Linked DNA regions of Homo sapiens: region 1 is linked to region 2. Evidence: read pairs that join two places in POLR2A ChIA-PET (ENCODE). Cell type or tissue: Caco-2. All regions are shown on one strand. Links, peaks and the distances in the headings refer to the core of each region. The heading gives the core; the rest is flanking DNA. Region 1 overlaps SDK2 (sidekick cell adhesion molecule 2). Region 2 overlaps SDK2 (sidekick cell adhesion molecule 2).

The links. Peaks named below come from ENCODE experiments on the same cell type or tissue, not always from the same donor. Only the 100,000 strongest peaks of a DNase experiment are listed, where the experiment ranks them.
Region 1: POLR2A ChIA-PET joins it to region 2 with 15 read pairs; 2 of 35 experiments call an interaction of 5 or more read pairs at or near these places.

The regions. Positions count from the first base shown.
Region 1 is chr17:73,495,975-73,511,611 of GRCh38, forward strand. SDK2 (sidekick cell adhesion molecule 2) reads right to left here. Exons shown (of 45, transcript NM_001144952.2): 2 at 11,464-11,623. Among named protein-coding and RNA genes, the nearest start is that of SDK2-AS1, 9.9 kb to the right of the region's middle. RefSeq lists enhancers at 9,757-10,694, 11,632-12,569, 14,920-15,637. In Caco-2, for the core only: no CTCF peak of the experiment used is centred there; no DNase peak of the experiment used is centred there.
Region 2 is chr17:73,397,228-73,412,864 of GRCh38, forward strand. It overlaps SDK2 (sidekick cell adhesion molecule 2), which reads right to left. Exons shown (of 45, transcript NM_001144952.2): 19 at 4,719-4,914; 20 at 4,427-4,525; 21 at 3,793-3,984; 22 at 1,941-2,062; 23 at 1,093-1,202; 24 at 808-958. Among named protein-coding and RNA genes, the nearest start is that of CDC42EP4, 93 kb to the left of the region's middle. RefSeq lists enhancers at 3,459-3,963, 3,964-4,467. In Caco-2, for the core only: no CTCF peak of the experiment used is centred there; a DNase peak (open chromatin) is centred at 4,863.

The DNA of each region.
Region 1 (15,637 bases), core at 4,569-12,568, 100 kb after region 2:
TGTCCAAGCTCATGGCCAAATTGGAGTAAATCTCCAAAGGGCTGGAACAGGCAGATAGGATCTAGCCTCATTGAGGAAAAGGAACCTGGACTTCCCGGGAGGGTGGGAAGGAACCGTGGCCAGGAAGAATGAGGTGGGAGGAGCCTGCCCTGCTGGGTGGGAGTCAGCGTCATGCCCTTGGTGGCTCTCAGACCATCCTTTCCATTGATGGAGCCATCTGTGACCAGACACTCTTCTGCACGCTTCATCTTGCATGACATTCCCAGCCACCCTGGGAGGTAGCTACTGGTCTTATTATTCCCATTTCCCAGACTAGGCAACCGAGGCAGGGATTAGGCAGTTTGCTCAAAGGCACACAGTGAGTCAGGGGCAGGACTGGACATCACAAGGTGGGATGCTGGGGCTGGATCTGGGAAGATAAACAACGGTTTGCCAGGTAGCAGAGGCGTGCGAGGACGGTAGAGGTGGAGGACAGAGGTGGGCATGGGCACGAGGGCATGAAAGAGCAGAGACCACGGGTGCACGATGCGTTCTGCCCATTAGCGAAGGGAGTTAGTGAGAGAGGAGGCTGGACAGATGGACAGGACCCGGTGATACAGGGTCTTGTACTCCCTCGACCAAAATCCTTTCGAGACTGTCCACTGCCTGCTGGATATATCCGAGAAGATTCTTCCTGGCGTTCCAGGTCCTACCTCTGCCATCTTGGGTCAGCCATGTCTCCCACTTCCTAGGGCAACTGGCTCAACCTGTCATGCCCCTTCCAGTCTCCAATTCTTGATTCCTACTTGCCTGTGAGGATTCCCCCTCCACTCCCTGCCCCGACTTGCTCATCCCTCTCTAACTCCTCAACTTGCCCCATCCTCCCCCTCCTGAAGGTCACCAGACTTCTATGTCCCTAAATTGAGCTGACGATTTATTTATTTGTTTTTATTTATGTTTTGAGATGGGGTCTCGCTTTGTCGCCTAGGTAGGAATGCAGTGGTGTGATCTTGGCTCACTGTAAACTCTGCCTCCCAGGTTCAAGTAATTCTCCTGCCTCAGCTTCCCAAGTAGCTGGCCTTACAGGCACGAGCCACCACACCTGGCTAACTTTTGTATTTTTAGTAGAGACGGGGGTTTCACCATATTGGCCAGGCTGGTCTCAAGCTCCTGACGTCAGGTGATCCACCCACCTTGGCCTCCCAAAGTGCTGGGATTATAGGCGTGAGCCACTGCGCCCAGCCTGAGCTCATGATTTTGGAATCCAGCAGCGGTTGACACAGTTGGTCCTTCCTAAACCAAGAACACACCCTCTTTCCTCCCAAGACACTGCAATCTCCAGGCTTCCCCTCTCCCATCCAGCCTCTAGGTTTTGTTCTGCCAGGCTGGTTTCCAACTCCCTTATATATGGCCTGGTGGGACCACAGAGCCCTTTCCTCTGATGCTATGTTCATTCTCTCATCCTGCCATGTCAACACCAGTGAGTCCTAAATTAATATCTTCAGACTTTTCTTCTAGTTGCCTGTTGGACATCCCGATCCAGCATCCAAAACTGAGTACAGTGTCTTCCCAGAAAGCTCCTTCTCCGCCTGGGATTCCTTCCTCAACCACCTCAATGCCCATCTTCCTCCCTCTCCTGCATGGCCAGCAGAGCCTCACGTCCCACCAGTTATCCCTCCTCAATGCATCTCAGACCCATCCGCTCCCACCAAGATGGCCCAGCCGCCCCTCGCAGCACAATGGACCCACACCTCCTCTCTGCTCTCTTCCACCCGCTTCTCACCCAGCTTCCTGAGCAAAGATTTGAAACATGAGCATCTGATCATGTCCATTCCCTGGGAAAAACCATTCGAGGGCTCCACATAGCTTTTGGCAGAAAATGCAAGTCCCTAAGAGAGCTAAACGCCCCTACTTGATCTCGCCCCAGTGTCCTCCTTGGCCACGTGGACCTTCTTTCAGATCCTCCAGACACAAGGTCCTTGGATGGAGCCGCAGGGACCATTCCTTTGGCATCCCCCTGCCCTGGCTACCTCCACTCATTCTCTGGGTCCCAACTTCCCCAGTGGAATCTGTTTGACCTTACTTTCCCTTGAAAGCACGCATCAAAACTGGATCCACCCACACTTGCACTATTATTTAGTTCTGCTTCTACACATGGGGGCCAGGATCTTCCTGTCTTATTTAGGACCATATCACCAGCAGCCGGTATCTGGTCACAACCGGCACCCATTGTAGTAACCCAGGGATGCTGGCGTCTCCTGACACGAGCACCTCCTTCTCTCACGGTTTGTCCACACTACTCAAGTTCTGTGTCTCCCAGGTGCTGCTCCAAACTCCTCCAGCTCCTGTTCGCCTCTTTCTGCCTCTTCCTGAAACTCCCACGCTCACTTGGCCTCAGTCCCCTGCTGTTGCTCCTCAGCCATGGTACTTAGAGTCCTGTGAGCACCTCTAGCTCCAGTGAGAACAAACATTTCCAAAGGTGGCAGGGCAGGCGGGGCTGGCACTGCCTTTCCGATTGTCCTCCTTGCCTAGCTCTGTGCCGGGCAGGCAGAAGGCCCCCAGTCCTTGCCTGATGAATGAACAAATGCTGGCATCTCCTGCTGTTCCTTCACCAGGCTTGGAAGCAGAAGGCCTGGCACTTGTCTTAACTTTATGATTTCAGATCTTGGACAAGAAATGAAACCTGAGCCTTTGTGTTCCTCATGTATCAAGACGCCTCTCCTTATAGGAGTTGCTGATGTTAAGGGATTCAGAAGAACCGAAGTAAAAGTCGCAGTGTGGGGCCTGGCATGAGGTAGGTGATCGTTTGGAGTGTTTGTTAATAAGAGTTAAGGTACTATTTCTCCTTCTGCAGTGGCTTAGAAAGTGCCACTGCCCGGGGGAAGGACAAGCTCAGCCAGGCAGCACAGAGCAGGGGAGGGACGCAGGCTTGGGGTCCTGAAGATCCTGGGTGAAACCTGACTCCGTGTACTGGCTGTGTGACCTTGGGTAGGTTGCCGAACCTCTCTGAGCTGTGAATTCTAGTTAGGAAGCAGAGATAATAATTGCACTAGTCTTCCAGAACTGCTGCCCGTAAGAGCTTGGCTCGGTTCCTGGCACTTACCCTGTGCCATGCCTGTGCTCCCGTGCCCTCTGGGAAGGCCCACTGGCCTCTGCCTCCCCATCTCTGCTGCCTGCTCTCTCTTCTAAGGGGAGGCCAGAAAGAGGGCCAGAGAAGCCAGAGATAAAGCCGCTGGCCTGGGGAATTTCTCTTCATCTTCTTATCTGAGGAGTTTCAAAGGCTGCCAGTGGCTCCGCGTGCGTCCCCTGCTTTTGTGTCCCTTGCTGGGGCCGTCACATGTGCAGGGCTTCTCTGCCTCAGATATACTTTCTTCTCCCAGCTGCCAAGCCCATGCAGTTCACAGACACCACAGCTCTGCCACAAGGACCTCAGCATGGCATGGGGGCTGGGGACCCAGCCTGGGGCCGGCCAGATGCCCACCTGGCTCTCCTGGGCCTCCCCTGCACACATCTGCTCTTCTCCACATGGGCCAGGGGTGGGACTCGGCCTCAGCTGGTCTCACACCCTCACGCTTGCCTCTCGGAAGGGGGTCCTGCCTTCATGGCCCCCGGGGCAGAAGAATGACACACAGTGATGTGGGGCAGGGACAGAAGGAGCCCAATGGGAAACCATGTGTGCCTTTGCAGAGAGGGCAGCACACTCAGGTCCAACAGTGCTCCCAGATCTGCCGCTCACTCTCTGGATAATCCCAGGCAAGTTTCTGACCCTCTCTGAACTTCAGGTTCTTCATTTGCAGAATGAAGGTAATGAGATTCACCTGTTGTGAGATGACGGCAGTAAAGGACTTGGCACCCATGAGCCTCCATAAACATTAATCCGTGCATGCCCAATTATGCATGGGAATCTGTGTGTGTGTGTGTGTGTGTGTGTGTGTGTGTGTGTGTGTGTGTGTGTGTTTGAGTGATCGCCTTGCTCATCTTTTCTTTTTTCTTCTATTCGATTTTAAGTGTGAGAATAATTATGCCAGAAGGTGTTACCAAGGTGGGACAAAATCATCTGGTTGATGACGTTGCCAGGGCACAGACCCAAGGATGAGTGGCAGGGTCCATCCTTCATCCATCCTCCCTCCATTCTCCTCCATCCTCCGTCCATCCTCCCTCCATTCTCCTCCATCCTCCATCCATCCTCCCTCCACTCTCCTCCATTCTCTGTCCATCCTCCCTCCATTCTCCTCCATCCTCCATCCATCCTCCCTCCATCTCCTCCATCCTCCCTCCCTTCTCCACCATCCTCCGTCCATCCTCCTTCCATCTCCTCCATCCTTCTCCATCCTCCTTCCATCTCCTCCATCCTTCTCCATCCTCCTCCATCCTCCCTCCATCTCCTCCATCCTCCCTCCATTCTCCTCCATCCTTCTCCATCCTCCCTCCATTCTCCTCCATCCTTTGTCCATCCTCCTTCCATTATCCATCATCCTCCATCCATCCTCCCTCCATCTCCTCCATCCTCCATCCATCCTCCCTCCATTATCCTCCATCCTTTGTCCATCTTCCTTCTGTTCTCCTTCATCCTCCATCCATCCCCCCTCAGTTCTCCTTCATCCTTCTCCATCCTCCCTCTGTTCTCCTCCATCCTCTGTCCATCCTCCTTCTATCTCCTCCATCCTCTCTCCATCTTCCCTCTATTCTCCTCCATCCCTCCTCACTCCATCTCCTCCATCCATCCTCCCTCCATTCTCCTCCATCCTCCTTCCGTCTCCTCCATCCTCTGTCCATCCTCCCTCCATTCTCCTCCATCCTCCATCCATCCTTCCTCTAGCCTCTGTCCATCCTCCCTCCGTTCTCCTCCATCCTCTTTCCATCCTCCCTCAGTTCTCCATCCTCTGTCTATCCTCCCTCCATTCTCCTCCATCCTCCATCCATCCTCCCTCCATCTCCTCCATCCTCCATCCATCCTCCCTCTGTCCTCCTCCATCTCCATCCCCTGTCCTGTCATTTCTCCAGCCAGGGGGGTTGTCTCCAGCCATGCTGCCCTTGCTGATGAAGTGGATGTAAACTTAAGCTGAAAGGATTCAACCTGGGAGATGGCTCCTGGAGAAGAGGGAGCTGAGAGCGGTCAGATGAGAGAGGCTCCAGCACTAACACTAGAGGGCCTGACCTCTAGGGCTTTTATGTGAGTTGCACACACACCTTCCTGCTGTACTCAGACAGGCTCGTGACTAACTGTTAACCTGCACACAAGGCTGTGTGGGAATCATACACACACAAACACATACATGCATGTGCATGCACACACACACACACACATATTTTAGCAGACACATTAGACTCCATACATTAGACTCTGTATATCCAAATAAGTTTTGTGTTCTTCCTCCCCCCCACCACCTGTCCCCAGCACATGCCCCAGGAATCACTCTGGGAAGCTGCGTGCCTGTTCCAGGGGAGAGGCAGGCCGTGGGGCCAGTGTCCACACCTTGAGGAGGGTCTCCCATGCAGTATCCTCCTGCTCACATGAGAGAAAGGATCTCATTTCTTTAAAGTCAGATTTTGCTTTGTTTCCTTGCTGTGCTCCCAGCTCTTAGAGCCACCTCATTTCTCAAACTGGGAATTCAAGGCTGGTTTCGAAATGGATAATGATTTGTCACCAACAAAGGGTTCTCACAGCTCTTGCCTAAGAGGAGTTCTGCACAGGTGTACAGAGCCCCAGGTGGCCACTCAGAGGAGACAAGCTACCTACACACGTGATTTTCTAGGGGGTTTGTTATCAGATCTGTTCCAGGATCTTGTCGAGACAGACACCTTGAATAATCCTAACAGGTACCATTCATGTCACATCTTTTGCACCAGGGTGGGCTTGACCTGTAGAATCCCAGGTATTCCTTACAATAATTCTCTGATGCAGGCATTACTGCGCCTGATTCCAAGAAGTGAAAACAAATTCAGGGTGGCTAACCACTTCTGCCTAAGGTGACAGAGCTAGCAGGGACAGGGTCATATTCATGCAGGCCTGACTTCAACGTCTATGCTCTTTTCACTCTGACCCCAATGATGGATGTGGACCCACATATTTATGCCACAATCACACATACTCAGAAGGGTGCACAGGCTTGCCTTTGTGTAGTGCACATACACACACACACACACACACACACACACACACACACCAGACCCATTTGGCTACAGAACCCAAGAATAAAGACTTTCAGAGACTGGACATGAATATAAACTTTCCTCCCTTTGGAAACATAAATTTATGGCAGCACTTCTAATCTTATTTTCTCTCAACTTGCTGAGTAAATTTAGCCATTTTCCTGCCTGAAAATTGGATATTATCATCTTACTCAGAGCCTGGGGTTTGTAAAAGACAGGGAAGTCCTCAGTATCCAGCAGTGGTTGGAGAGCCGTGGGCTATGAAGCTGGACAGTCTCCTATGGAATGCACTTTTCAGTATGCATTTATTTAAAAGGTGAACCTGGAACATTTTTTGAGCCCAAAACAAGGAAATGTTCAGAATCTAATGGGGATATATTCAAAGGACCCATGCTCCAGCTTGAAGGAGCTCCACTGGCCAAATTTAGGTTAAGATGAGTATGGAAATGAACAATGTCATGCGTGGATTAAAGCACATTGAATAAAAACCATAATGCATGAGTTTATACTGATGCTAAATTACTTTAAAGGGGGTCAGAAAGGAAAGCTGTTTACAAAAGAATGCCACCTAAGTAAAAGGAATACAAGAAAATCTCCTTATCCCAACCACCATAGTAATAACTGATTCGGGTAAGACTCTTCAATGGATACTAAACCACTGGGTGGGAGAGTCGTGGGAAGGAGATTATTCACATAGTCCCAAGTTATCCCTCTATAGTCCACTCATCAATAACGAAGGGAAGAAGATACTTCAACCTTTTGACAATGGAGAAATCTGGTGGATATCACCTTGACCAGTTCATCAAACCTAACATCACCAATAACGGGGCAAATTGTCATCAGGCACCTTCCAGTGTGAAGCATCAAAGACACATACCTACAAATATGCTTCCCAAAAGGCTTAACATGAGTTTAATCATGAGGATATAACTGGACAAACCCACATTGAGGGAAATTCTGCAAAGCCGGCTGGACTCTCAGAAGTGCCAAAGCCATGAAAGGTAGGAAAGAAACAATAAGGAATAGTTCTAGATTTAAGGTGTATCAAGACTCATGGCAATTAAAGGTCACACGTGATCCCCGATTAGGTCCGGCGTTGAAGAAGAACAACAACCATGGCCATGAAGGACACTGGGATAAAGGTACGTCCATCCGAACAAATGGAGAAACTTGAATATAGGCTGCTTTTTAGATTGCAGTATTGTATCATTGTTAAATTTCCCAACTGTGAAAATTGTGTCGTGCATGGTTCTGCGGGTAAATGCCTTGCTCTTAGGAAATATTATTTATGAATGAAGTGACATGATGTCTACAGCAAATCCTTGAATAGTTCAGCAGAAAACGTGCATGTTTATACGTGTGTAGGGAGACAGTAAGAGAGCACAAATGAGCAAAATGTTAGCAATTGTGATGGTACATGTATGCAGGTGTTTACAGTACTAACGATTTTACTAAGATTTGAAAAAAATCAAAATTAAAAGAGAGAAGAAAGAAGCACCTGCTATGAGCCAGGGACACAGGTGGCTTCCATCTAACCACCACTCTTTTCCCTTCTTATGTTAACAACTTTCACCCTTCTTCCCTACCACGTGGCTGTAGTGTGAGGGCTGCCAATCCTGATGTCTCAAGCCCTGGAGTAGGCACATGATGCAGGCCTGGCCAATCAGGGTGCTCCATGCTGTTGCCCACCACGACTGGTCAGGGATGGTCTGAGCTGGGCCAATCAGAATCCTTCCCTGGGACTTTCTAAGTGAAACTTCCAGAAAAGTTCTTTCTACTCAGAAATCAGGCAGCTATAGCTTGTGAGCCCTGAACTTCTCAGTGTCACTCATGACTCATGAAGTATGAACCCAGAGGTGGGCACAGCTGAGCGACTTGGAGGAAAGAGGGCCTGGCAATATCAAGCTCTTGGTCTAAGTCCTGAGGTTCCAGGAACTGCCAAGGTTCTGGAAGCTCTGACTTCGGTTCTGTGGTGCACTTGTGGTCTCCTCTGTAAATAATGAGAAGGCAAAAAAGGTGTCAGGGGATATGTAAGGCCATACTTTCTGGACAGTCACAAAGGACAGAGGAGATGGAGCAGTGCGTGCGTGTGTGTGTGTGTGTGTGTGTGAGAGAGAGAGAGAGAGAGAAAGTGTGTGTGTGTGTGTGTGTGTGTGTGTGAAAGAGAGAGAGAGAGAGAGGGAAAGAAAGAGAGAGGGAAAGAGAGAGAGAGAGAGAAATTAAGAATACATGCATTATTGGCTAGGCGCGGTGGCTCACGCCTGTAATTCCAGCACTTTGGGAGGCTGAGATGGGCAGATCACGAGGTCAGCAGATCGAGACCATCCTGGCTAACACGGTGAAACCCCGTTTCTACTAAAAAAAAAATACGAAAAATTAGCTGGGCATGGTGTCGGGCGCCTGTAGTCCCAGCTACTTGGGAGGCTGAGGCAGGAGAATGGCGTGAACCGGGGAGGCAGAGCTTGCTGTGAGCCGAGATTGTGCCACTGCACTCCAGCCTGGGGGACAGAGCAAGACTCTGTCTCAAAAAAAAAAAAAAAAAAAAAAAAGAATACATGCATTATCAGGAAAGGTTTTCTAAAAGAGAAGGAATTTGAGCTGGGCCCTGCAGGAGAAAAAAAAGTTTTCAAAAGGGGAAATATTCCCGTGGAGGGGATAGGACAGTTTGGACAAAGTCCGAGAAGAGGGAATTTGCAGGGAACTGTCCTGAGACCCTTGATGGTCTAGCGGGGGTGGCAGGAGGTGAGACTATGCCAGCAGGAGCAGATCAGGAAGAGTTCTAAGGCCCTTCTAAGGAGTGCAGACCTTGCCTCAGGGGCACAGCAAGTTTTTAATTGAAGGAAAATCCTGATTGGACCTGCATTCAGGCACACCGTTGCCCCCAGGCCACCAGATCCAACACTCTTAGGGGCGAGGAGGTAAAGGAATGAGTTTCCCAAGTGCGCGCTCATCTATTTCCCTTGAATAACTTCCACCCAACATAGCTATAAAATGGAGTATCTGCATTCTCCCGATTGCTTTGTTTTCTAGAATTTGCAGAGCAGTTAGCCGAAAGATTGCTTAGGATACACATTAAGGAAGCAATTGCAGCAATCCTTCTTCAATGAGAGGCAGTGTGGTGGATGGTAACAAATTCCCACTCTGCTGTCAGACAACTTATTTTTGAAGCCCAACTCAACCATCTGACTTTAGGTGATGTCTTTAACTTCTCTGAGCTTCAGTGTGTTTATCTGTAAAATGGGGGGAAATAACTGAAACTACTCATAGGATTGTGGGCAGGATTAAATGAGATAATCGCAGAGGGACATCACAATGTCTGCCATATAAGAAATTCTTTTTCATTGTCTATGATTGCTATCATCATTGTTATTGTCATCATCATCATCATCATCCTCAATAGCTGGACCTCATCATCGTCAATAGCTGGACCTCATCATCGTCAATAGCTGGACCTCATCATCATCATCATCAATAGCTGGACCTCATCATCGTCAATAGCTGGACCTCATCATCATCAATAGCTGGACCTCATCATCATCATCATCAATAGCTGGACCTCATCATCGTCAATAGCTGGACCTCATCATCATCATCATCAATAGCTGGACCTCATCATCGTCAATAGCTGGACCTCATCAGCATCAATAGCTGGACCTCATCATCGTCAATAGCTGGACCTCATCATCATCAATAGCTGGACCTCATCATCATCATCATCACCACCAATAGCTGGACCCTGTCCACTCCCTGAATGCCTGCAGGGACAAGGGCTGACTGTTTTCAAAGGCAGGCCATTCCACATGGTCCTTCCACTGAGCTGGAACCTGCTTCTGTGTACCACCCGCCCTTGCATCCTAGCAGTGCCAGGGCCCCAGAAGAGCAGCTCTGAACCAGATAAGGAACCAACTCTCCTCCTCCCCTCCTCCTGGATCCTGCCTCCGGCTCCCAGCCGGAAGAAGTCAGGGGCAGGCTAGGCCCGGCACTACTTGCACGTGTGGTATGCCATCCCATGCTCTTGGTCACCCACTTGAGCGTGTCCAAAGTCTAAGATGATGCAGGGGCCCTTCACAGAGACGGTCACAACTTCCTGGGTGTGCCAGGTGGTGGCCAGGAGAGGCTCTGGCCCCCAACTGAAAACCACAGAAGGGGCTGCTCAGGGAGAGCTTTCTGATCTCCTTGTGGGCTTCCTGGAGAACCGGAGGCCCAGAGTGGCCAGCCCTGCAGGACCTCTTGCTTGCTCATCCAGCTCTCCCCTCTGCAGGAGGGGAGGGGGTGCCCTGTCCTGGGCTTTCTTTTGCCAATGTGGCCACACTACACCAGCCCATGCAGTCCAGGGTTAAGGCAGAAAGACTGGGGTGGGGAGTCACTCCAAACTCTGGCCTCCGCACTCCCTAAAGGAAAGGCTGGTTCTCCAGAAGGACAGATCAAGCAATGATACCCCCTCCTCTTATTTGCATACCTGTCCCTGGCAGCAGATTTGTGTCAACATCCCCAGGGCAAGACAATCTTGTTTCCCCAACAAAACCGATTATGCACATCAGGCCCTGGGATTAATCACCAGCCACAGGGTTGGAGCCAATAAAACAGGCGGAGGTGGGAGGATAAGAGCAGAAAGGAGGGAGTGCCTGCCCCAGTCTGTGGCTGCGAGGAAAGGCTGGAGGCCAGGGTGGCCTGGGTGAGGGGCTGCTTCCCTGCTGGCAGCAGATCCACCCTTGCTGAGACCCTATTCTCTTTCCCTGCTCTTCCTTCTCCCCACCTGGCAATGTCCCGGCAGGGAAAGGCCAGTCAGGCCCAAGAGCTCCATGGCACGGGCACAGATAGGAAGTGAAGATAAGCTCAAGAGGCCCTGAGAGGGCCATCTCTGTGTCCCACCTGAATTTCCCATAGATAGAAGATGTCCCCTCCTTCACTGATCCCAGGTTGCTGCAGAGCCCACCCCTCCATTGGACCCAGGCCCCACAACAAGAGTCCCCTGGAGATGGCAGTGTTCGAGAGAGTGAGCAGGGGGCCACAGTCACAGCCACAGCCACAGCTGCTGTTAGTGAGTCCCTGTGCCCAACACCACCTCTGCTCCTATGCACTGTGGTACAGACCATCCTGTCCAGGCAGCGCTGGCCCCTGGTCCACAACCCAGCCATCCTCTGCAGGGATCAGTAGGGTGGAGCCATCTCACCTTGGGGCAGGGCTGCCTTTGCCACTCACTTCCAGAACTCCAGGCTCTAGGAGCCCTGAGCCCCACACTGTCACACAAACCCCCTCCTCACCATGCCCTCTTCAAAGCAGGGCAGTGGTCCTGGCAGCCAGGAGGAAGGGCGGGGAGGGGCAGTTTACCTGTATTCCAGGGAGAACTTGGTCAGCTCCCTGTTGTTGTGGAGCCACTTGAACTCCAGTGGCCAGCTGCCCTCGGCCATGCATGTAAGCACCAGGCGGTTTCCTTCCAAGTGCACCTGTGTCCGCACAGGCTCTGTCTTGAAATACGGGGACACATCATCTGCAGAAACAGGGAGACAAAGCCACCAGTGATCACTTGCTCACCTATGTGACCTGGTGCGTTTAGTATCCTAAGGCCCTTAGGCAGATGGAGCAGGTGCAGCCAGGTAATTTGCCCAAGGTCCCGTGGCTGGGAGGGACTTGAACCTGGGTCAGTCTGACTCCAAGGCTTGGTCTTCAGCGGGAGTCACCGACATCTGCCAACCAGAGCCCTGCCTCCTTCCTCCCCAGACCACGCTGGGCTATTGCCCTGCTGCCAGCCCACACTCCAGCATCTTCTGTCACTTCCCTCTCAGCATACACATCCACTCCATCCACTCTGCTCATGGGTTCCCCCTCCAGGGCAGGAGGCAAGAGGGGCACTTTCTGTGGCCCAGCCAAAGGGAATATCAATGTCACAAGGAGAATAGGGAGGCAGATTGACAACTGTAGGGGGTAAAGGGTCTCCTGAGTCCTGCTCCCCAAGGCTGGGGGAAGCCCTCAAAGTGTCAATCACAGAGTCCATCCAGCAGGGCCCCATGGCCACCAGCTGCCTGTTTCTTCCATCCTGGGTCCTGGAGCCAGCCTGCCTCTACCTCCCCGTTCACTCTAGGCTGGCCGCCTGGTTGCCCAGATGATGGGTGAAGAGCAGAACAGCTGCTTCCCCCTCTCTGCAGTCACCCTTATCCTCTGAGCTGACTCAGCCTCGCAGACCTCCCTGCCCCGCCACGGTTCTCTCGACAGAGACCGTGAATTTCGCCCCAGACTTCACAAGACTGCTCAGCTGGCTGATCTGGATGGAAATGGGGCCTCTGCCCTTCTGGCCAGTGTGGGAGAGGGTGGACATGAGTGTACACAAGGGAACTGATGGAACAATGGGAGAGACGGAGGGAAGGGGAGGGGCTCTAATCCGTCAAGGAGATACCTGCCTTTTTGTGGATAGGGTGGGGCCGGGCGGCAGGAGCCAGCATCTGGTAACAATATCCACAAAGATGACAGCACCTGCTCTGTTCCGGGCTGTTCTAGGGGCTCTACCATATGCTCGTCTAATCTTCACAGCAACCTCATGACTAGACAGGATTACAATCTACATTTTGGAGAGGGGACACCAAGGCCTCGAGGGGTTAGAAACCTGCCCAAGGTCACACAACTGGGCGGGAGGTGCTCAGCCCCACAGACAGCTTCAGAGCTGGAGCACTTGAGCCCACACCTCCCTCCGTGAAGCCAAAACCCGGGTGGGAGGAGAGGACAGATATCAGGGAAGAACCTGCAGATGCCCAGAGCTTGTGCCAATGAGCCTTGCATTTGACAGATTCGAGGGAGTGGGTTCTAGAAAGCACCACTCAACAGCTCACCTAGTGAGCACCTACTATGTGCCACGGGCTTGAGGCAGCAGCCGGCGGGGAGGAGTCCAGGCTTGCCAGCCCAACTCCATGCACCTTCCAGTGACCACACTGTGCCCAGAGGGGTGGGATGTAATTAAAGCTGTGCAGGCTGCTGCTGTCAGGGTAGGCCCTGGGCACCCCGACCTTCAGGCCAGTGGTGGGGGGTCTGTCATCTACGGACTTGTCTACGTTCACTCCACCGCTTCCCAGCGGCGTGCGGTGGACAAGCGTTCCTTTATCTGAGTCTCTATTTCTCTATCAGTGGACACAGGAAAAGAAATAGCTACCTTCACGTCTAAGGATGGAAGGAAATAGTGATGGTGAAAATGCTGGCTCTGTGCCCGGCCCAGAGTACATGTTCTGCCAATGTTCATTTCCTTCCTGAACCCTAAAGTACGGTGTCCCCTCCAGGGAAGGGGCTCCACCACCCTCAGTGCTGGCTGATGCCCCAGGCCCATCTTGGTCAGACAGCTAACTTTACCCTGTGAGCCTGGAAGGTGGAAAACACCAGACAGCCTTCTTTTGGCTTAAGAAATGGAACAAACCAGGCTGGCCATGGTGGCTCATGCCTGTAAGCCCAGTGCTTTGGGAGGCCGAGGTGGGAGGATCGCTTGAGGCCAGGAGTTCAATACCAGATTGGGCGACATGGTGAGACCCCCTCTTCACCAAAAAAAAAAAAAAAAAAGAAGGAAAGTTGGGAGGCTGAGGCAGGTGGATTGCCTGAGATCAGGAGTAACACGGTGCCTGGGCAATATGGTGAAATCCCATCTCTACGAAAATACAAAAGAAATTAGCTGGGCATGGTGGCAGGCACCTGTTGTCCTAGCTACTTGGGAGGCTGAGGCAGGAGAATCGCTTAAACTCAGGAGGCGGAGGTTGCAGTGAGCCGAGATCGTGCCACTGCACTCCAGCCTGAGCAACAGAGCAAGACTCCATCTCTACAAAAAAAAAAAAAAAAAAAAGAAGGAAAGAAAGAAAAAGTAAAAGAGAAATGGAACAAACCAACCGAAGAAGAGGAAGGGGCTAGGGAGGGGGCAGTTTGCAGCTGGAAGGGAGTGGACCCAGGTGGTAGCTGGCTGTGGCTGGGTGCAGCGGGCCTTCTCCTGCACCCCAGGCTGGAGCATAAGGAAGGCCCAGAGCCCAGGACCCAGGTCTATCCTCTCACCATCAGATCTGCCCAGTACTGGACATCCTGGTCTTTGGTCAGGTTCAGCCCTTGTTTCCAGGCCTCACTGGGTTCAGGTAGAGATTCACAACTTAACAGAAGCCATCATATACATGTGGGGCCCAAGTCAGCTGGCCCTGCTGCACAGCACCCCCAAACCTTGCACCCCACAGGCCTGAGGGCTCAATCTTATTAATATATAACCTGCGGCAGGTTGGGAGGCTTTTCCTTGAACTCCCACCCTGGCTGCTACTAACCCTCACTGTGGGGACCACCAGAGGGGCAAACCTGAGGGTGGCCTCAGGGTGGCTCAGAGGGCAGCTGCTGCCCAGAGGCTGCCTTCGACTGCTCCCTCTACGTCTGTCTGACTGCTGATGTTTCATTTTGTTTTGGAGACAGGGTCTCGGTCGGTTGCCTAGGCTGCAGTGCAGTAGCATAATGTTGGCTCACCGCAGCCTCGACCTCTGGGGCGCAGGTGATCCCTCCACCTCAGCCTCCTGAGTAGCTGAGATCACAGGCGTGCACCACCAGCTAACTTTTGTATTTTTAGTAGAGATGGGGTTTCACCATGCTGGCCAGGCTGGTCTTGAACTCCTGACCTCAAATGATCTGCCTGCCTCAGCCTCCCAAACTGCTGGGATTAGACGCCTGAGCCACCATGCCCGGCTTGCTAATGTTTCAATCATGCATCTCTCCCTGCTCATTCATGCACATCTTTCCATTGCTCTTAACAAGCGTCAGGTGAACGCAGCGTCTTAAAAACAGTTGAGAAGATGCTTCTTTCTGAGTGTGGACTTGGAGGTGTGACTACCACTGCTGGTCCCTTCCAGGGGCACTTGTGCCTCCAGGGTCTTAGGCCACCTCTGGCCAGGTGCTAGGGAGGATGGAGAGGCTGATGGGCACCCATTTGCCAAGGAAAAGGACCCACTGCCCGCCGCCCGGCTGGCAGCAGCCAGCTCTGCTCTCAGCTTAACAAATGGGCACATTCTTACTTCAAAGGCGCATTCATATTCTCCAGCAGCTTTCAAGAGCCCTTTGAATCGCGCTTTTAAAAACCCTCTGTTCATTGCTGTCATCACTCGTTTGTTTTAAAACAATAACGATCCAGCCCCTGGGTGATTAAATCCCTTCCATGTGGGGCTGACTCAGAGCCAGAACAGTCAGAGGGGCTGGGCAGTGTGTGTATCTGCATGCACACATGTGCATATGTGTGAGCACACACACACGCGCGAGCACGCACACGCTCTGCGCCCAGACGCCCTCGCCTCTGTAAACCTGCTCACTGGGCAATTTCCTCCCAGGTCCGCGTTTGCCAGTTCATTCTTCAAGCCCTCCCGGGGGTGCCAGCCTGCAGCAGAATGACTTTTGCTTGGATGGGTTGACTCCAGAGGCTGCTGGAGATAATGACTCTGGGGAGGAGGAGAGGGAAGGGGAGGCCTTTCCCTGAGAGCCTGCTGGGTACCAGGCCCTGGGCTGGGGGCTCCAC
Region 2 (15,637 bases), core at 1,231-9,230:
TGCTCCACACGCCTCCTGGGATTGCTGCTCTGTGGGACACGTGCTGGGAAACGATGTTCCAGAGGGCCTGGTGGGGAGAAGTGGCCTGTTCTCCAGAGGATGAGACGGCAGTGTGCCCGATGGTTAGGGCTGTGGACTTGCGGGTAAAGATTCCCCGGGTTGGGACCTCAGCCCTGCTGTTCATGAAAGCACGTGGGAGGATACGGGAGAACTTGGGCGAGTGATCTGACCTCTCTTCTGCCCCGGTTTCCTCATCTGCAAAAGGGGGACCAGGATCACTCTGCTGTCACAGGCTTGTTGTCAGAACAGCGCCTGGTAGGAGAGGAAGCCTCGGTGTGTTACTGTCACTACCTCGTGCAGGATGGCCCACGGTCAGGACCCTCAACACACAGCCCGGATCTGGGGACACTCTCTGAATGCCACAGTGGCACTTGAACCCCAGACCCGCCGCTTGGGAGCTGTGTGGCTGTGGGCAAGTTCTTAACCTCTCTGAGCCTCAGTTTTCTTAGCTGTAAATTGGGATGATCATGTATCCTTTGTAAGATTATTGGGAGAATCAAATGGGATGAAAATTTAAAATGCTTGCCACTTGGCGATGCTCAGTAAACAGTATTTTTGAGCTCCTTCCTCTCATCGGCGGGCGGGGGGGCATTTGTTCGTTGGGCTAAGATGTTGATTATCAGGCATCTCATCAGAAAACAGAAAGAGAGGAGAAAGGAGCTGTAGGAATTCTGATGTGCACCTTCTAGGAGGCAATGACCAGAAGCTCATGGAGAGGTCCCACCCCTGCCCTCGAGGGAGCCTTACCATCCAGCGCAGCCACAGGCTGGTCTCACTGGCTGTGCGCAGAGACACATTGGCTGGGGCCATGTCAGGGGGTGCCTGCAGGGTCTGGATCTTTCTAGAAGGCTGACTGGGGGGGCTGGTGCCCACGATGTTCACCTGGCGCATGCGGAAGCTGGGGTTGGGGAGAGATGAGCAAGATGGTAAGGGCAGCTCACCCAACTCTCAACCCTGTCCTGGTCTGGGCCATAGCCCCCACCCACCCCCAGCCCTGAGGCTGCTGCCTTCTCCCCGGGCCAGTCTCATTACCTGTAGCAGGTGAAGGGGTTGAGGTCGGGCACCTCCATGGAGCGGGCATCGGGCTCATTGGAGAGCTGGTGGATCAGCAACCACTCCTCTCCCTCCCCAACCACGCCTACCTGGAAAAGGGCAGGATCTTAGGCCTGTCCAGCCTACAGGGCCCACACGGGGTGCTCCGAGCCCCAGTACAAGCCCTGCCAGGGAAGAAGTTGGTTCAGAACCCAGGGCTCATCTGGAGGGCACCATATGGGGCTACCATCTTTCCAGGCCCCTAAACATGACTGCAAGTGTGACTCAACCCTCCTGCCTTAGAATCTCTCAGGATGCTTGTGATCAATATATTCCTGGATTCTGGAGTCAGAATGAGTTTAAATCTAACTCCACTACTTACAGAATCCCTCGAGTGCTGCCCAGGAATCTGTGCTTTTAACAAGCAGCCCAGGTGATTCTCTTGAACACCCCGGGTACTTCCAGAGACCCAGGCTGCCCCTCAAATCAGCTAAATCAGAATCAGAGTTTCTGGGGTAGGGGCACAGGTGTTGGCGCTTCTGAACGCTCCCCTGATGATTCCAGGGTACAGCCAAGGCGGATATTTTTATATTCCAGCAACTGGGTATTTTTCTAGGCACCCCCCGACCCAGGAGGGGACTGTAGTGTGTGTGTGTTTTTCCATGTACACAGGTGAGGGGCAGGGGGAGTTGGAGACAACATTGGCAAGTGTGAGCATTTGGAGTATAATGGGCCATTGAGAGCTGCACATGAAAATTCACACAGGCCGAAATACACATAAGATTTTGCACTCAAGGGCACGGGGTGCCCTGGCGGGGGCTGCTGGTCAGGCCCCAGGCCTGCCCTACCTGGGCTTCCACCAGCCAGCGGGAGATGGAGGTTTTCCCATCGTAGCCTGGCCTGAACTGCAAGGTCACAGAGCGGGGGCCGATGTTGGAAATGCCCAGGTTGGTGGGGGGCCCTGGGAGTTCTGGAAAAGGAGAACAGGGTGGGGAAGGAGATCCGGTGAGAATGGCCCCCCATGTTGAACGGGACTGTTGGGCATGGAGGGGGCTGTGTGTCACGCTTTTCCTGGAAATGTCTGAGGAGAAGCACAGCCACGGCCCCACTCCACCCACAGTCTTTGTTCCTGTGTCTTACGGAGAACCATGTTCATGCCAGGAGGCTGAGACAGAGTTGGGGGTCAAAGGGGATCTCCTAGGGCTGAGAGGAGGCTCTCAGGGCCAGGAAACAGGGGCCGGGATGCCGCCTTCTTCCTGGCAGTTCTGGATGTGAGTGAGGTAATCATAAGGCAGCTAAAAGCTGCATTAAAACCAAGCTGTGCTGAGAAAGAAACCAAACGGGACCGATCCTCCCTTCCATCCGCCCAGACCCCTGCACACCTCCTACGCCTAATTACAGCTCAGGAAGGTGAGAGGATGGGTGGGGACAGGGGGAAGCTTATTTTCTGGCCAGGAATCCTGGGGCTCTTGGAGCTCAGGAACAACAGAAAGAACACAGATTCTGGAGTCAGAATGAGTTTAAATCTAACTCCACTACTTACAGGCTGTGTGTCTTTGCACAAGTTATCCAACTCTCTGTGCCTCCATGTCCTCCTTGGTAATGAAGAGGATAATAGCAACACCTCCCTCAGGGTTGTTGTGAGGATTAAATGAGTCAACGTGAGCAAAGCTCCCAGCACCATGCCCCGTGAACACTACATACCTATTTGCCAGCATGGCTGTAATTATCACTGGGCTTTGGCTGAGACTCAGGCAGCCCAGCCATCTACGCAGCAGGTGGAGGGATGCTGGCAGGTCAAACAAGCACTGCCTGACTGATCTGGATGGGACCACATGGTTATCTGGTCCAACTTCCCATATATACAGATGGGGAAACTGAGGCACAGAGGGGACACAGAACTTGCTCAAGGTTGTAGGGCTTGGCAGAAGCAGAGCTGAGAGTGGACCTCGGCTTGCTCTCTGTGCCAGGCCTAGGAGTAGCCCCACCGTGCTCTGCCACCTCCCAACCAACCCTTCCACACGCTGGAATCCAAGGTGGACCCTCTGGGCGACAGTGGGAAATTTTCCCCTGAATCACAGATACCATTGCCTGGTGTGGAATCTGGTGAGAAATGGGTGAAGGGAGGGACTGGTGGGGAAATGAGACAAGGCAGGGGGCCTCTGCTTTTCTGAGAGCTGTGGGAGGATGCAGCAGGGAGCCAGGGGAGCCCCTGTCCAGAGACCTGGGATCCCAGGGATTCCGCCTGCTCTGAGGGGACCCAGACCCACACAGCACAAGGGAAGGGGAGAGCCTGTGGGAAGAACGCTGGTATTCCTGAAAGACAAGGGGCCTCTTTTTATTTTTTTTTTTGAGACGCGATGTGGCCCTGTCACCCAGACTGGAGTGCAGTGGTGTGATCTCGGCTCGCTGCAACCTCTACCTCCTGGGTTCAAGCGATCTTCCATCCTCAGCCTCCCAACTAACTGGGATCACAAGCATGCACCACCACAGCTGGCTAATTTTTGTATTTTTAGTAGGGTTTTACCACGTTGGCCAGGCTGGTCTCGAACTCCTGACCTCAAGTGATACGCCTGCCTCAGCCTCCCAAGGTGCTGGGACTACAGGCATGAGCCACCACGCCCAGCCGACAAGGGGCCTCTTGAATGGGACGCTGCTCAGGAGAACTCAAAGAGTCCTGCCTTGAGAGTGGGCACTTACCTGGGGGCACCCCAGAGGAGATGGTGGAGGCGGACACTTGGCCCTGGCCCTTTGAGGTCATGGCGGCCACCTCGATGGTGTAGGTGGTGAGCGCGGTGAGGCCCGTGACACGGTACTCCAGGGTCACGTTGGGCAGGTAGTGGGTCACACGGGTGTTGGTTCGATTGTACTCCTCCCAGGAGATCCGGTACCCTGGGGAGAGCCGCCGTGTTGGCATGAGCTTGGCTGTGATCACAAGTTGGCCTGACCCACTACTCCACTTCTCACTTCTCCACTAGGCTGGCAATTAGATCCACGCTGGGAGCAATGGGGCCAAGGGAGGTGGGAGCTGTTGGCATCATGCCCTGGGTCTCAGGTGTCGCCTCAGTGGGATGCCAGCACTTTAGGGAATTGCAGGGGACATAGTGAGTCATCATGGCAGCCACTGAGATCTGTGGCAGAAGGTGTGGGGCTGCAGACTCTGGGATGTGTTATGAAGTGGAGGTGCCAAGAGCCTCCTGTGAGTGGTTTCTAAGAAAGCATGGGTTGGCTTCAAGAGTTTGGGTGAAAAGTAGCTCAAAGGCAGGGGATGGACCAGCTCTGACCTTTCCCAGCCCTGTCCTGCCCTCTGGTTCAGAAACACTGCAGTGCCTACCTGTGAGGATGCCATTTTTCTCTCCCGGCTCTTGCCAGCTGACCTTCAGCGATGTGTCCAGGATCTCACTGAAGCTCAGGTGTCCCACGGGCCCAGGCACTGCACCCCAAAAGGAACCCCCACCCCCCAAGGCCAGTTAGAGCCAGAGAGAGACCACCATCTGTGAGATAGCCTGTGGTAATCTGGGGGTATCTCAGCCTGGGAGACAAGCCTGGGCCACCCTTCTGCCTGGGGCGCCCAGCCTGGCCTTGGGCGGGGGGGGGCAGAAAGAGCAGGGCTGGGGGGTGCCTACCATCCTCATGGGTGCGCACCAGCTGCGGGGTGCTGCGTGGCCCGTCCCCGGGGGTGGTGAAACACAGCACTGAGGTGAAGTACTCGGTGAACTTCTTCAGGCCAGACACGAAGCCCACGTGGATGCTGTCTTGAAAGTTAGGCCGGGCGGTCACCATGGTAACCTCCTCTTCCTGTTCCGGCTCCCAGGCGATCAGCTGCGGAGAGGCGAGCAAGTCACACAGGGCAGCAGGAAGGTTCCAGAGGAGGCCAAGCCCTCTCCCACAGGCTGGGCCAATCAACAGATGGTGTCCGGGGACCGGAGTCCCTGTGGTGCCTCCTCCGAGGGAAGGGACAGGCAGTGCAGGGAACCTGCGGGGTACTGGGGTTCACTTTGGGGCGCTTCTCCACTTCTTGAGCCACTGACTTTATGCAAAGCACCGTGCTGGGTGCTTCCCAGGAATCGCCTCGTACTCAATTCTCACAGAGACCCAGGAGGGAGGCATTTCACCAGGAACAGCTGCATAATTTGCAGGCTCAGTGCAAAATGAAAAATTTAGCCCTTGTTCAAAAACGACTAAGAATTTTAAGATGATAGCATCAGAGCATTTAACTAAGTGTGGGGTCCTTCCAAACGTGGGGCCCTGGACGACTGCACAGGTGGCACACCCATGAAGCCGGCCCTGTATTCCTTTTTTGAGATGGGGTCTCACTATGCTGTCCAGGCTGGAGTACAGCGGCATGATCACAGCTCACTGCAGCCTCAACCTCCTGGGCTAAAGCAGTCCTCCCACCTCAGCCTCCCAAAGTGCTGGGATTATAGGTGTAAGCCACTATGCTCGGCCCAGCCCTGTATTTTATTTTATTATTTATTTATTTATTTTTATTTTTTGAGACAGAGTCTTACTTTGTCGCCCAGGCTGCAGTACAGTGGCAAGATCTAGGCTCACTGCAACCTCTGCCTCCCGGGTTCAAGTGATTCTCCTGTCTCAGCCTCCAGAGTAGATGGGATTACAGACATGCACCACCATGCCCGGCTAATTTTTGTATTTTTAGTAGAGATGGGGGTTTCACCATGTTGGCCAGGCTGGTCTCGAACTCCTGATCTCAAGTGATCCGCCCGCCTCGGCCTCCCAAAGTGCTGGGATTACAGGCATGAGCCGCTGTGCCCAGCCCAACCCTGTATTTTACAGATGAGGAAACTGAGGCTCAAAGAGGCTCACACAGGTAGGGGGAAGCTGGTTCTGGGATTCCAAGCCCTGAGCTCCTACATCTTGCCCCATGTGAGCTGGGGCAGCTTCGTCTTTGGAGCTCTCCAAGGGTTACTTCCTACAGAGCTGGGAACTTCAGTTTGTGGGTAACTATTATCCTCTTACACTCCTTCTAAGTTGGGATTTCCATCTTAAATATCAAGTAGAGGCGGGGCATCGGCAAGAAAGTCCCATCTGGAAATCCCTCAAGTTCTTGCTCATCTCCCCTCTGCAGATCACACCTGGCCCCCGCCCCCTCCCGCCTGTCTCGCCTCCTGCTCTCACCTCACGCTCCTGTTTCTAGGCCCTTCATCTGTCTCCAATAATGACAGCTGGTTTCAGAGATTTCCTCATTTATTTGAAGTTGATTAAATAGCAATTAATGGTGAAAAGCAACACTTGATGAGTTTTAATAAGCACGGGTATTTATAGATATAAAACAATACCACGCCAATGTCTCCCGGTTAACTCATGCCTATAACAATGCTTAATCTTCTCCTTTTCATGGCTGTGTATTTATAAAGGATGTTTTGAAATTTAATTGGTATTGTGAAAAGATAGCCTATAGCAAGTTAATTAGACACTAATTAGACCCTCAAAATACTAAACAGAAATACTAAGTGGCATTTAATAAGTGTGTTAAATATCCTCCGTATTTCGATTATCTTGTTTCATAGCAATTATGTTGCCGAACTTCTTTGGAGTAGATTAAGAAACAAGTTTAATGTTTTAATTTAATTTAATTAATGTACATTCAAATTAATTATGCTGTTAGAATTAATTGTGTGGTGTGTTCCCCAGCAAGTATAAAATCTGGGTAAATATTATCTTCCTGGGCTTAGGCCAATTATAAGCTCTACCATTTTTTTTAAATAAAGGAAAAAGGGTGTCTTTACATGTGCCTTAAAACAATATCACTGGGCCTTACCCACAAAAATGACCCAGAGGAAGTGCACAGGGTAATGGCAGTGTGGTTTGTGGAGTCACGCTCTTGACTTCATTATCCTACAGCTTGACGCCTGGATCCAAGATGGCAGCAGGGTCATGGGTTCCTGTGGCTGTTTCAAAATATTTACTCTGGGATGTGAGCCACTTGTCCTTCTCCAGTTGCACGTGGAGAGGAGGAGGCTTGGGGATAGGAGGCCTCCCTGCCTCAGGTCCAGGGAGAGAGACAGTAAAATTGCCTTTTGTGTCCTTCATTGCCCTAAAGGGATTGGGCTCTGGGCAGCCGTGGGATGGAACTTCAGTGCTCAGCTCAACACACAACAGGGCTTCCACCTGTTGAACTCTTACCGTGTGCCTGGCCTTATTTAATCATCACGATGAGGAGCAGATGGAAATCATTGTCCTATGCTATTACAGAAAAGGAAACTGAGGTTCAGGAAGGTTAAGGAGCTTGCACATGGACCTACTAAGAGCTGGCTCAGTTTGTGGACCCTGAGACCTTTCATGATGACCTCTGTCTCTCAAAGGTACACAGAGCTGCTGAGATGAGTGTTCTTTAGGACATCTCTGTGCCTTCTCCTTGTTAGTCAGTTTCAGTGTTGATTTACCATACTAGGTCCTTAGTCTCAGGTTCTAAGTAGACGGGGCTCCCCTGAGAAGGCTCGGGTGTGTTCTGGGGAACGAGCATTAGACCTGAGTTCCTGGGATATGAAATTCCCCCTTAGAGAGCAGAGGCCCAGGGAGGCAAGCCTTGTAACTGAGCAGCAGTGCTGCTGATGGAGGGTGTTGGGGGAGGGCAGCCTTGCAGCTGGCACACTTGAACCTGAACCCAGCTCTGTCACTTACTGTGGGACTCACGGAAAGTCACTTGACCACTCTGAGCCTCAGGCTATTCTAGGGGATAGAAACAGCTGCCTTGCTGGGTTTCAGGGAGGAGCAGGTGAAATGTCTCCTGTCCCTGGTGGAGGCAGTACTCTACAGGGTTGAAGGTGTAGGATGATGTATATGGCATCTAGCTACTAAAGTTAGAAAATAAAAGTTAGGCTGGGCATGGTGGCTTACGCCTGTAATCCCAGCAATTGGGGAGGCCAATGTGGGTGAATCACGAGGTCAGGAGTTCGAGACCAGCTTGGCTAACATGTGAAACCCCGTCTCTACTAAAAATACAAAAATTAGCCGCACATGGTGGCTGGCGCCTGTAATCCCAGCTACTCTGGAGGCCGAGGCAGGAGAATTGCTTGAAACTGGAAGGCAGAGGTTGCAGCGAGCCAAGATTGCGACACTGCACTCCAGCCTGGGCAAAAGAACAAAACTCCTTCTCAAAAAAAAAAAAAAACAAACAAAAAACCATATATATATATATATATATATATATATATATATATATATATATATATATAAAGATCGAGAATGTGGAAAGTACATTGTCACTTATCTGAGAAGGAGAGCATACACATTTATGTATGCATGTACAGCAAATCATTGGTATTCATGTGGGATTGGTTCCAGGACCGCCCGCAGATACCAAAAGCCACAGCTGCTCAAGTACCTGATATAAAAAGGTGTAGTATTTGCATGTAACCTACACACCTCCTCTTATATATCTTTTTTTTTTTTTTGAGACAGAGTCTCGCTCTGTCGCCCAGGCTGGAGTGCAGTGGCGCGATCTCCGCTCACTGCAAGCTCCGCCTCTCGGGTTCACGCCATTCTCCTGCCTCAGCCTCCCGAGTTGCTGGGACTACAGGCGCCTGCCACCACGCCCGGCTAATTTTTTTTTTGCATTTTTAGTAGAAACGGGGTTTCACTGTGTTAGCCAGGATGGTCTCGATTTCCTGACCTCGTGATCCGCCTGCCTTGGCCTCCCAAAGTGCTGGGATTACAGGCATGAGCCACCGTGCCCGGCCCCTCCTCTTATATATCTTAAATCACCTTTAGATTATTGTAATACATAACACAATATAAATGCTATGTAAATAGTTGTTATACTGTATTGTTTGGGGGAATAATGACAAAAAACTCTGTGCATGTTTAATATAGATGCATTTTTGTCTGAATATTTTCAGAACCTTATGAGATTGGCTGAATCCACAGATGTGGAATCCATGGCTAAGAAGGGCCTACTACACTCTTTTTTTTTTTTTTTGAGATGGAGTCTCGCTCTGTTGCCTAGGCTAGGGTGCAGTGGCGAGATCTCCGCTCACTGCAATCTCTGCCTCCCCAGTTCAAACGATTCTCTTGCCTCAGCCTCCTGAATAGCTGGGATTATAGGCACCTGCCATCACGCCCAGCTAATTTTTTTTTTTGTATTTTTAATGGAGATGGGATTTCACTATGTTGGCCATGGTGGTCTTGAACTCCTGATCTCAAATGATCTGCCCGCCTCGGCCTTCCAAAGTGTTGGAATTACAGGCGTGAGCCACCGCGCCTGGCCTGTACTTGTTTATATTAAAAAAATGGAAGAAAAAACCAAACCAAGAAAACAGAAAGCAATCAGACCTATAGGGGAGTGAGAGGACAAGGATTGAAGCTGATTTTCTCTGAATTTGCTTTGTGGATTTGACTTTATTATGTAAATATTCAACGTAATTATAGAATAAAATTAAATTAAAAAATCAATCCCTAAAAATCAAAACCACAATGAAGCAAATGAACTAATAGAGTATTGAGCTGTGGTAAAATTACAGAGAGAAATGACTTCAAAAGACTTAGCAATGCAGTGCGAAGTCCATCCCTAGAGGGATATACCTCAGGAACAAGAAGAATGGCAATAATTGGAAACTACGTTCAGTAATCATAGTGTGGATATGACTATTCTGAAACTGTTGTGTGTGTTTGTGGGAATAACGTAGGTGGGTAAAATGCTGGTATTGTAGGAACTGGATTTTCAGTATGGACAAAAGACCAATGAGATTATTAAAGAGTCTGTCATCATGAAATGGAATTGAAAGTGTGAGTATCTATAGTATCTTAAAAAATATTGTTTAGCTAGCCATTAACAGGGCCTAGAAACAACAACCATTTCTGGAATAAATGCAATGCAAGTGCTAAAACTGTGGTATCTAACTATCATTTCTCACTGAAAGCAACAAGAGCCCCTTAAAGAAATGGCCGATGCCTGGCACAGTGAGGGGAATGTATATATAATAGTCTGGAACATCTTGTCATACCAAATTGCAAGGAAGCTATCAGAGACTACTGGGGCCACGTCAAGAGGGCTCACCATCAAGTCGAAGAGGCCAATGATGGGTCCATTTGTACCACTGAACTGGCAGCACCCAGTACCATTTAAGAAGCATAATAATGGTAATGGATTGAAACATGTCAGATTTGTAAAACAAAAAACAAAACAAAAAAAATCCTTGGTTATCTAATAATACTACCAAACCCAAAACAAAACAGAAAGACGTCCCCCTCCAACCCAAGCTCATCTGTTACCTGATAAGACAATAAGGAATCAATTTAGTCTTTATTTTTTCTGTTTTTTAGAAATAGAGATAGCGGGGGCGGGGGAGTCTCACTATATTGCCTAGGCTGGTCTTGAACTCCTGGCCTCAAGCAAGCCTCTGCCTCATCCTCCCAAAGTGTTGGGATTACAGGTGTGATACACCATGCCCGGCCAGAACCAATTCATTATACGAAAAATTTGGTAAGTAAGGAAAAATAATTAAATGCTTACCCTGCTTTTCCTAGATAAACTGAAACTTCAGGTAACCAAAAAGTTGATAAAGGGAAAATTCTTGTTTTTGAAAGCATTTCAGCTACTAAGTCAAGAAGAAATGATAATATTTGCCTATCCCCATATTATAACCCTTATTGAAATGATAGCTCATAGATGACTGTCAGTGGTTGACTTCACAGTAAGAGAGACAGCCGGACTTTGTGCTTTCTGATCAAAATACATAACACCATCTAGGAAGTAAAATATTTCCTTTTTTTTTTTTTTTTTCTTTTGAGACAGAGTCTGGCTCTGTCGCCTAGACTGGAGTACAATGGTGTGATCTCTGCTCACTGCAACCCCTGCCTCAAGAATTCAAGCAATTCTTCTGCCTCAGCCTCCCGAGTAGCTGAGATTAGAGGCATGTACCACTACACCTGGCTAATTTTTTTTTTTTTTTTTGAGATGGAGTCTCGCTCTGTCACCCAGGCTGGAGTGCAGTGGTGCGATCTCAGCTCACGGCAACCTCTGCCTCCCGGGTTCACGCCTTTCTCCTGCCTCAGCCTCCCGAGTAGCTGGGACTACAGGTGCCTGCCACTGCGCCTGGCTATTTTTTTTTTTTTAATATTTTTAGTAGAGACGGGGTTTCACCGTGTTAGCCAGGATGGTCTCGATCTCCTGACCTCGTGATCCACCTGCCTTGGCCTCCCAAAGTGTTGGGATTACAGGCGTGAGCCATCACACCCCGAAGTAAAATATTTCAAATAACAAAAAATCAAACCTGAATCAGATTAGCCTCTAGCTTTAAGTTACAATTCATTGTAACTATATTGTTTGGAGGAATGCATTGAATGACCCCACAGGGATGCAATCAGCGAAATCCAGACTGTGGAAAATTCTGTTGGACAAATGACTAAGTTTCTTCCCAAATAAATTACAAGAAAGAGAAAGGGAGAGAGAAAGAGAGAGAGAGAAAGAATCTATAGATCGACTGAGACCTAAAAAAAACCCCTCAACTGACTGCAATTGTGTGAACTTCATTTAGATCCTGAAGCAAATAAAACCACGAGTAACAGATTATGCGGCAATCAAGAGAATTTGAAGGCTGACTGGATATCTGATGATATTACAGGGCCTGCTGATATTTTTAGCTATCATAATGATAATGCAGTTACTGTGGTTTTATTTTAAATAGAGATCTCATCTATACTGTTTCTTTCCAGAAACATTCATGGATGAACTGATACAATGCCTGGAATTTGCTTCAAAATGTTCCAAGGGAAAGGCAGAGGGTTGGGGCAGAGATGGAACATACCTGGCTGGGAGTTGGGCATTGTTAAAGCTGGGAATGGGGATACAGGTGTTCACTGCAGTCTTTCCTCTACTTGGGTGGATGTTTGAAAATTTTCACAATTAAAAGGGGGCAGCCGGGTGTGGTGGCTCACGCCTATAATGCCAGCACTTTGGGAGGCCAAGGTGGGTGGATCATTTGAGGTCAGGAGTTTGAGGCCAGCCTGGTCAATGTGGTGAAACCCCATGTCTACTAAAAATACAAAAATGAGCCGGGCATGGTGGCATATGCCTGTAGTTCCAGCTACTCGGGAGGCTGAGGTAGGAGAATCACTTGAGCCCAGGAGGCGGAGGTTGCAGTGAGCCGAGATCCAACCTGGGTGACCGAGCAAGACTCTGTCTTAAAAAAAAAAAATTAGCTGAGCATGGTGGCACATGCCCCTGTAATCCCAGCTACTTGGGAGGCTGAGGCACAAGAATCGCTTGAACCCGGGAGGCAGAGGTTGCGGTGAGCTGAGATTGCGCCATTGCATTCTAGCCCGGGCAATAAGAGCAAAACTCCATCTCAAAAAAAAGGAAGAAAAAAAAAACACAAAAGGGGAAAAATGCTCATTCTTATTGGAGGTATACAAGGGACAAACACTGCTTTTTTCTCCTTGTGATATGCTGAAGGCTAAAGAAGCAGAGGAAAAAAATCTCTGCTGCTTTTATTCATTGGTATTGAAAATGTTATCTACAATTAAAAATAATACATTCTCTCTCTCTCTCTGTGTCTGTCTGTCTGTCTCTGTCTCTCTCTTTCTTTTTTTGACACAGGGTCTCACTCTGTCACTCGGGCTGGAGTGCAGTGACGTGATTTCAGCTCACTGTAGCCTTGAATCGTGGTCTCAAACAATCCTCCCTGTCTTAGCCTCCTGAGTAGCTGTGATCACAGGCACTCAACACCACACCTGACTAACTTTTTTGTGTGTGTAAAGATGGAGTCTTGCCATATTGCCCAGGCTGGTCTCAAACTCCTGGGCTCAAGAGATCCCCCTGTCTTGGCCTCCCAAAGTGTTGCGATTCCAGGCGTGAGCCACGGTGCCCAGCCTGACATTTCTTTTTAATGTAAGGAAAAGTGAAGGCTCTGGTTTGAATCTGAGCTTTGCATGACCTTGACACTGTGTTTGACCTTGAACAAGTAACTTCCCTCTGGTGCCTCAGTTTCTTTCTCTGTAAAATGGTGTGATGGTAATATTCCTTTTTGTTTTTGTTTGTTTGTTTGTTTTGAGACAGAGTCTAGCTCTGTCTCCCTGACTGGAGCGAAGTGGCGTGATCTCAGCTCACTGCAATGTCCGCCTCCTGGGTTCAAGCGATTCTCCTGCCTCGGCCTCCTATGTCTGTAGCTGGGATTAGAGATGTGTGTCACCACACCTGGCTAATTTTTGTATTTTCAGTAGAGACAAGGTTTCACCATATTGGCCAGGCTGTTTTCAAACTCTCGACCTCAAGTGATCTCCTGCCTCGACCTCCCAAAGTGCTAGGATTCCAGGCATGAGCCACCACCCCCGGCCGATAATGCTGCTTCTTAGAGTCCCTGTGCTGCTTGCATGAAAGATAAATGTGAGCGAAGCATTTAGTGTACTGCCTGGCCCAGAGAAAGGGCCCTGTAAGTGTGAGGTCTCCTTACTCCTCCACCAGTTTCTGTGCTCAAAACGTCTGGGCAATTCACTCCTGCTGACCTTTATCGAGTAGCTACTGGGGGCTGGGCACTGACTGGACCTGGGAATTCAGTGGCCTCTGCCACCTCCTCTTGCTCTGGGTCACCATGGGCCACTGCCCTAATTGTCCTGGCCATGGGCTGGCCTTCCTGGCCCTCGGGGGAGCTGTTTGCCTTAAAAGTTTGTAGCTCAGCCCTCCCATATGTAGAATAAAACTTGTGCTTAGAATTGGTAGCAAGAAGCTAATTGTTCCCAGTTCAGCTCCTCTGCTCTTCAGCAATGCCGGCCTCCCCTTCCTTCCTCTGCCTCCCCCCAGGGTCCCAATTAGGAGAGTTTTCCGGCAGCGAGTGCTCCAAGAATTCAGCTGCTGCTCCCTGCCCTGCAAAGCTCTGCTCGACCTTGGGTTCACTGCCTTCCTGGGATTGAGAGGGCCAAGGCCGGAGTGAAGCTGGGTCATTTCCAGTTCTGGACCATCCCTCCTTTGTTTGCTTGCAACACTAGCAGAAACTCCTCTTCATTATTTCATCCCAGTCCCTTCTTGTCCAGCCTCCCCCACTTTGGAGGAAGAACCGCTAAGGCAGCGAGTCCTAGAATTAATCTTAGTTGTGGCAAGCACAGTGCAGAGGGGTGCAGGAACCTTCGGGATGTGTCAGTGGTCACCTCGAGGTCATGCGTTCCCTGGACTGAAGCTCAGGGCCTGCAGTGCTCTCCGCTTCACAGCTGGCCTCCCCTCAAATGCTCTGCCTCCCCTCCCACATCTGGAGGGAGTGGACGGCATCCTTCCGTCTGCCCCACGTTGCTGGGGGCAGGTCCTACCCCTTTAAAACATAGTGTGGATCCCCCATGCTGTGCTCTGTCTTTAGTCCTCCGTGGGGAGGACAGGCACGGGGCCCACATGGAATGACACGAGAGAACCGGGCCTGGGCTCTGAGGTCTGTGTTCCAGGATGGGAGGACTGAGAAGTCCTGACCTTTAGCTCAGTTGGAAGGAGAGCAAATGTACTACTACTACTATTATTACTGCTATTTTTTTTTTTTTTTTGGTCAGAGTCTCGCTGGAGTGTAGTGGCAGAATCTCAGCTCACTGCAACTTCCGCCTTCCAGGTTCAAGCAATTCCCCTGCCTCAGTCTCCCGAGTAGCTGGGACTACAGGCATGCGCCACCATGCCCAGTTAATTTTTGTGTGTTTGTGTATATATATATATACGTATATATATATCTACGTATATATATACACACATATATATGTAGATATACGTATATGTATATATACGTATATATATGTATATACGTATATGTATATATACGTATATATGTATATGTATATATACGTATATATGTATACGTATATATGTATACGTATATATGTGTATGTGTATATGTATATATACGTATATATGTATATACACATATATGTATATGCACATACACACATATACATATATGTATATGCATATACACATATACATATATACATATATCCTGGAACATATACATATACATATATATATGTGTGTGTGTGTATATATATATGTGTGTATATATATATATTTTTAGTAGAGATGGGATTTCACCATGTTGGCCAGGCTGGTCTTGAACTCCCAACCTCAGGTAATCCACCCACCTCAGACTCCCAAAGTACAAGGATTACAGGCATGAGCCACCATGCCTGGTCTACTGCTATTATTACTATTATTATCTGTTATGGGCTGAGTTGTGTCTGCAAAATCTGTATGTTTAAATTCTAACCCCTAGCACCCCAGAATGTGACTGTATTTGGAGACAGAATTGTTAAAGAGGTAGTTAAATGAGGTCATTAGTGTGGGCCCTAATCCAATGTGACTGAGGTCCCTATAAGAAGAGGACATTTAGGCCAGGCGCGGTGGCTCATGCCAGTAATCCCAGCACTCTGGGAGGCCGAGGCAGTCGAATTACTTGAGGTTGGGAGTCTGAGACCAGCCTGGCCAACATGGTGAAACCCCATCTCTATTGAAAATACAAAAAAATTAGCCAGACATGGTGGCACATGCCTACAGTCCCAGCTACTCGGGAGGCTGAGGCAAGAGAATTGCTTGAACATGGGAGGTGGAGGTTGCAGTGAG